Regions from separate parts of the Homo sapiens genome. Here region 1 is linked to region 2. A link is an interaction called in ENCODE POLR2A ChIA-PET data of the cell type or tissue named here. Cell type or tissue: HepG2. All regions are shown on one strand. Links, peaks and the distances in the headings refer to the core of each region. The heading gives the core; the rest is flanking DNA. Region 1 overlaps MYO1G (myosin IG). Region 2 overlaps TBRG4 (transforming growth factor beta regulator 4).

Region 1 (2,906 bases), core at 286-2,785, 140 kb before region 2:
CCTCCTTCTGCAGCCCACCCTCCTCCGTCTCCACAAACTCGATGTTTCCCTGGTGATGGGAAAACCATGAACAGTCCGGGCTCCATGTCTCAAAAGAGCCTGGACAACTTTGGACAAGAAGGAGGAAGGAAAGCAGGGGACATGGATGCGGTAGAGTACAGCTCCTTCTCAGACCAGCATGGTCAGCTGCTCACCATGGGCACAGACACAGCCAGAGACTGGGGGAAGGGGGCATGGGCACACCAGAGTCTCTGCCAAGGCCTCGAGGCCTCGAGTCCAAATGACATGTGAATGACCCCATCGCATCCTCCCACAGCCAGCGGAGCCCTGCACTACTTACTCCTCATGCCGCTTAGAGAGAACTGAGGCCAAGAGGCACTGAGTAAATGCAACCAAAGCCACACAGCTCATGACTGCACTAAGAGGCAGTCTGCATGATGCTCAGCTTTTACTGCGCCTGGCTGACCTGGCCCTAAGAATGGGGTCTGGACCATGTATCAACTGAGCTCATCACTCGAGCAGCTCAGCTTCTGCAGGAGAGGCAGTCAGCCTAGCACATTGCTGGGGCATCTCCAGCCAGTCTCCTCCTCATCCCTGGGTGCTTCCCAGCCAGGAAACCCTTGTGGGGAAGTAGCCCTCCCAGGCTTCTGAGCCAGGCTCACCAGGTGCAATATGGCAGCCAGGATGCGATGCACAGACTCCACCTCTTCAGGACTGAAGCCGATGACCCTCATGGCCTCGGTCACTGCCTGGTGGCTCTGCTCATCACTGTCCAAGGCCTAGGGTAGAAGGGATTCATCACTCCAAAGCCACACTGGGCCCAGGACACCTGTCTCCCTTGAGGCTTGATTCCTCCATCCTAGGCACCTGCTCACCCCTGTCCCCTGTCCCCTTCCTGAACCTGATTACTCCAGCCTAAGCACCTGCTCACCCCTGCACTCTGTCCCCTCCATCAGCCATTTTCACTCCACCCCGAGCACCCTCCCCACTCACGCAAACAGTTCACTTCACCCTGGCCTGTGCTGAGTGCTGCCCATTCCCTACCACCACACTCAGGCCCTGACACTGAGCCCAGTTTGAGCCCTTGGTGCCCCTCACACTCACACTGTGCACAGTCATGTTGAGTCCTGCTCCCTGGTGTGTGAAATTGTATACAGCAGGGTTTCTCTCCAAGTGCAGTTCATGCAGCTGCTTGTCCTCACTGCCTCTCAGCAACTAGAGGACACAGGCATCCTTTAGACAAATAAGCTCCCAGGATGTCCCCCTGTACACACACACAGGCAGGAGAACAAACAGACTTGCGCTTCCTTCCAGTATTGAACGAACAAACGTGGGGGAAGGTCAGACAGTGTGAACAGTTTCTGTGTGCCAGCAAGCTCCCCATTCAGCTGTTCAGTGGGTCAGGGAGCTCCACTTCAGTGGGAGCTATGACTCCACCATGAAGTCACTGTTCTTGTGCCAGACCTCATCTTGGTAGGGAGCTCAGTCCCTGTGGAGACATTGCCCTCGACCCAGGGGGATCCCACCTCAGTGGGTAGCTCAGAGTATGTGGAGACACTACCCGGGTCCCAAAACCTCCCACTGAGTGAGGAGGTAAGAGTTTGTGGACAAACTGCAGAATCCTAGGGAGCTCCACTTCAGTGGGAGCTCAGAGTTACTGGAGACCCTGCCCCTGTCCCAGGAAGCTCCCACCTCAGTAGGGAGCACAGGTTCCGTGGAGACATTGCTCTCCACCCAGGGAGAGCCCATGTCCTAGGGAGCTCAGCGTCTGTGGAGACACAACTGGTGCCACATGAACTCCCACCTCAGCAGGGAGCTCAGAGTCCATGGAGACACTGCCTGTGTCCCAAAAGTTCCCACTTCACTGGAGGTGGTAAGAGTCTGTGGAGATCCTGCTGTTATTCCAGAGAGCTCCACTTCAGTGGGAGCTTAGAGTCTGTGGAGACCCTGCCCTGTGTCCCAAGGGGCTCCCACTAGTGGGAAGCTCAGATTCCACAGAGACAATGGTCATGTCGCAGAGAGCTTCCACCTCATAGGGGAATGGAGAGTTTGTGGAGACATCGCCCATGTCCGAGGGAGCTCCCAGCTCCGTGAGGAGCTCAGAGACCATAGAGACACCGCCAGTGTCCCAGACAGCCCTACTTCATGGAAACTCAGAGTCTGCGTGGACACTCCTTGTGTTCCAGAGGGCTCCCACCTCAGGGAAGCTCAGAGTTCTTGGACACTGACTGATTCCCAGGGAGCTCCACTTCAGCGGGAGCTCAGAATCCGTGGAGACGTTGCCACTGTCCCAGTGAGCTCCACTTTGGTGGGAGTTCAAAGTCCAAGGAGATAGTGCCCCTGTCCCAGGGGGCTCTTACCTCAGAGCAGAGCCCAAAGTTGATAGAGACACTGCCTGTGTCCAAGACACAGCCCACCTGAGTGGGCAGCCCAGAGTCCGTGGAGACACTGCTTCACATGTCCCACTGAGCTCCCACCTCGGTGGGTAGCTCAGAGTCCTTAAAGACACTGTCCATGCTCCAAAGAGCTCCATTTCATGGGAGTTCAGAGTCTGAAAAAAACTCTCTGTGTCCCAGGGAGCTCCCACCTCAGTGGAGAGTTTATAGTTCATGGAGACCCTGCCCAAATCCTGTGGAGCTCCCACCTCATGGGGAGCTCAGAGTCTGTGGAGACCCTGGCAACGTCCCAGGGAGCAATCCCCTCAGCCAGGAGCTCAGAGTCATTAGAGACAATGCCCATGTGCCACCGAACTCCCCCTTCAATGGGGGAACTCTGAGTCCATGGAGACCCTGCCCATGTCCCAAAATCTCCCATTTCAGTGGGGAGGTAAGAGTCTGTGGAGATCCTGCCGGAGTCCCAGGGAGCTTCATTTCAGTGAGAGCTCAGAGTCTGTGGAGACGCCCTCT
Region 2 (2,906 bases), core at 291-2,790:
CCATGAGACACCAACATCCTATGAGAACCATCAGTCCCACTATACAGGTAAACGAAGGTGAACTTATTTCTACATAGTTCTGGGTCCGGAACCTGCACCACAGCCCGTCCTCTCTGCTGGTGCCTGCTTTGTTTCTGAAGAGGGTAACTGCTATTCAGGTACTGTGTCCACAGGGCCCACAGTGTCAACATGGGTGGCTCTAGAGCCCTTTGGCCCTGAATCCAGCCTTGCAGAAGAGAGCAGATGGTAAAACAAGTATGGCTCTGTCCTTTCCTGGGCCAAGTCTCTCAACACTGAACCCTCAGGTTCAGTCTCTGCGCTTATGAATGAGAAGCAGAAACCACACCTTCAAGGAAGTGAGCTGCGAACAGAGAAGCTGCTGTCTGAAGGGCTGGGGAGGAGGGAGAAAGTACTGGAGTAAATTCTAATCTTACAGAAGATCTGGGTGTCTACCTTCCGGTTTCATGGACAGCAGGAAAATCTTTGAAAAGAAAGCTGTTATTACATTACAGATACTTGCCTTATAATTTTGTTACAATGTTCAGTCTTGCATCATAAGACTTTCTTAAATCACATGTGAGTAAAAAGAGTCAATAAACAGCAATTAGAATTGTAGCCAAATAACAAGGGGGCCTAACTAAGTTCATTTTATGAATTATATCCCCAGCAAGAAATAATTATGTACTGTAACCCCAGTCCACACAACACAGGCATATATATACATCCTTAACTAGAACAAAAGTTCCATGAGACATTAGTGAATCCCCTTACTATATGTGATGAATTCTGGTATTTTTTATACTACTCTACCTCATTAAGAATCAGCTGGCCACATCCCACTACACTGATTTTATAACCTGCAGTTTGAAAAGCACTCAGTTAGTGCAACTCCTTCCTTGGATAGTGCCTTTCTCTTCATTACACCTGACAACTGGAAACATGGTTTCAGTGCCCCAGCACTTCCCTTCCAAAGCAGACCAGGGATTTAGGGCCAGTTCAGCCACAGCAGGAGTCTGTACTCCTTTTTTTGTACATGGAGCCCAGGGGAAGACTCTCTAAGAAGGGAGTCCCTCACAGTGAGCAGGAACTGGCTTCTGTAGTCTGAGTTCTGCCCTGCTCAGTGCCACACAAATGGGTCTTGTTGCTTCTCTCCATGGTCATCCTTGGAGGGTCTGAACATGGCTAGATCATGCCCACGTCTGTCTCAAGTTTCAAGGACCTTCCATCAGTCATGCTGCATCTCCTTTGGCTTCAAAAACAGTGCCTTGCCATCAGCCAGACACTGGCAGAGAGCAATACAAGTCAAGACTATATGGTGAGGGGGAAAGCACCCAAAGAACTGAGAAGAACCAGGCTCACTTCCCATGCTTCTATCACTATGCGTCTTGGCTGTCTGTAAGACGAGCATAGCAATATTTACCTAACAGGCCTCTTGTAAGGATAAACAAAGAGAAAGCACGATAAAGCACTTTGAAATTTATAAAAAAATAAAAAATATCACAAGAGATGCAAGGCCCCTGTCTATGCTTGGTAAGCACTGGCTGCTGTGGACCCCAGCATTTCTGGCTGTTTTCCTCTTGTCTATGCTCTCAGACCACACTCCGGCACCCACCTGACTGTTGAGCAGACAGAGAAGTTGATGAAAGTGGGCATCCTGTATGAGCAAGCCTTTATCTTCTGGCTTCTCAGACAGCAAGTGAGAGAGCCGGATAAGTACCATTGCTGCTTGATTGCTGTCCAAGTCGTGACTGCCACCAAGTAGCTCCAGGAGCTCCTCTGGCCTTGTGGCCTTCTTGATGAGGTGGTCCACCTGCTTCTCTATGTAGGGAGTAGATGCTCGTTCCTTCTCCACCGGCTCCATCAAGGAACCTGGGAGGTGGGAAATGGGTGAGGTGGCTGAGGAAGTCAGAGTCTTATGGGCTACCCAGGCAAGTCTCAGTCGGCCAACTGGAGCCATGGCAGGGGCCTGACGAGCAGCTTCTCTCAGGAGGCACGTGCATCGCTTTACCAGGTGAGCTGCCATGATGTCCTGGGTGGCAGAGAGACAAGACTCCTAGCAAGTGATTCCAAACCCTGAAGAGAAAAAGGAGAGAGAAGGGGCTACTACAGGGGCAGTTCCTGACTCACAAACTTGAGAAATGAAATAGTCAAAGCCACTCTATCTGTAAAATCAGACTAAGTCTTTCTTGACAATCCATAGGTATGTGATAGTATTTTCTAAAGCAAAAGTCTCACAGGATTTTTGTTTCAGTACAGAATGCCATCAAATATCAAAACTCAGGAACATTACAGCCTGGGTGGGAGGGTTTCCATCCTGCTTGTAATTTGAAATCACCTAGGATGTGGTTCAATAATTCAGATTCCCAGGTCCTGCCCAAGGCCTCCTAAATGATGGCATCTCTGCAGACACGACCTAGACAGCATTAATTTTTTTTTATTTTTTTATTTCAAGGGTAACCAGGATTAAAAATTACGGGCTTGGCCAGGCGTGGTGGCTCACGCCTGTAATCCCAGCACTTTGGGAGGCCTAGGCGGGTGGATCACTTGAGGTCAGGAGTTTGAGACCAGCCTGGCCAACATGGTGAAACCCCATCTTTACTAAAAATATAAAAATTAGCTGGGCATCATGGTGCACGCCTGTAATCCCAGCTACTTGGGAGGCTAAGGCACAAGAATTGCTTGAACCTGAGAGGCGGAGATTGCAGTGAGCTGAGATTGCACCACTGGACTCCAGCCTGGGTGAGAGACTCCATCTCAAAAAAAAAAAAAAAAAAAAATTCACATTCCCAAAGCCTCTGTGGATATATTTTAACACTGTAGACATAGGTGTGAGCCTCTCGAAACCAAGGTAGATTACATCACTAGCCTACTAAAACCCCCCCACCAAATTTCTAACAGCAAAAATT

The links. ChIA-PET counts read pairs that join two places held together with the same protein. Peaks named below come from ENCODE experiments on the same cell type or tissue, not always from the same donor. Only the 100,000 strongest peaks of a DNase experiment are listed, where the experiment ranks them.
Region 1: POLR2A ChIA-PET joins it to region 2 with 11 read pairs; 24 of 35 experiments call an interaction of 5 or more read pairs at or near these places.

Annotation. Positions count from the first base shown.
Region 1 is chr7:44,971,011-44,973,916 of GRCh38, forward strand. MYO1G (myosin IG) reads right to left here. Exons shown (of 22, transcript NM_033054.3): 6 at 1,105-1,215; 7 at 663-779; 8 at 1-49. Among named protein-coding and RNA genes, the nearest start is that of MYO1G, 6.6 kb to the right of the region's middle. In HepG2, for the core only: no CTCF peak of the experiment used is centred there; a DNase peak (open chromatin) is centred at 1,281; H3K4me3 peaks cover 709 bases.
Region 2 is chr7:45,107,215-45,110,120 of GRCh38, forward strand. It overlaps TBRG4 (transforming growth factor beta regulator 4), which reads right to left. Exons shown (of 11, transcript NM_004749.4): 2 at 1,613-2,073. The coding sequence starts at 2,023. Among named protein-coding and RNA genes, the nearest start is that of SNORA5B, 2.6 kb to the left of the region's middle. In HepG2, for the core only: no CTCF peak of the experiment used is centred there; no DNase peak of the experiment used is centred there; H3K4me3 peaks cover 6 bases.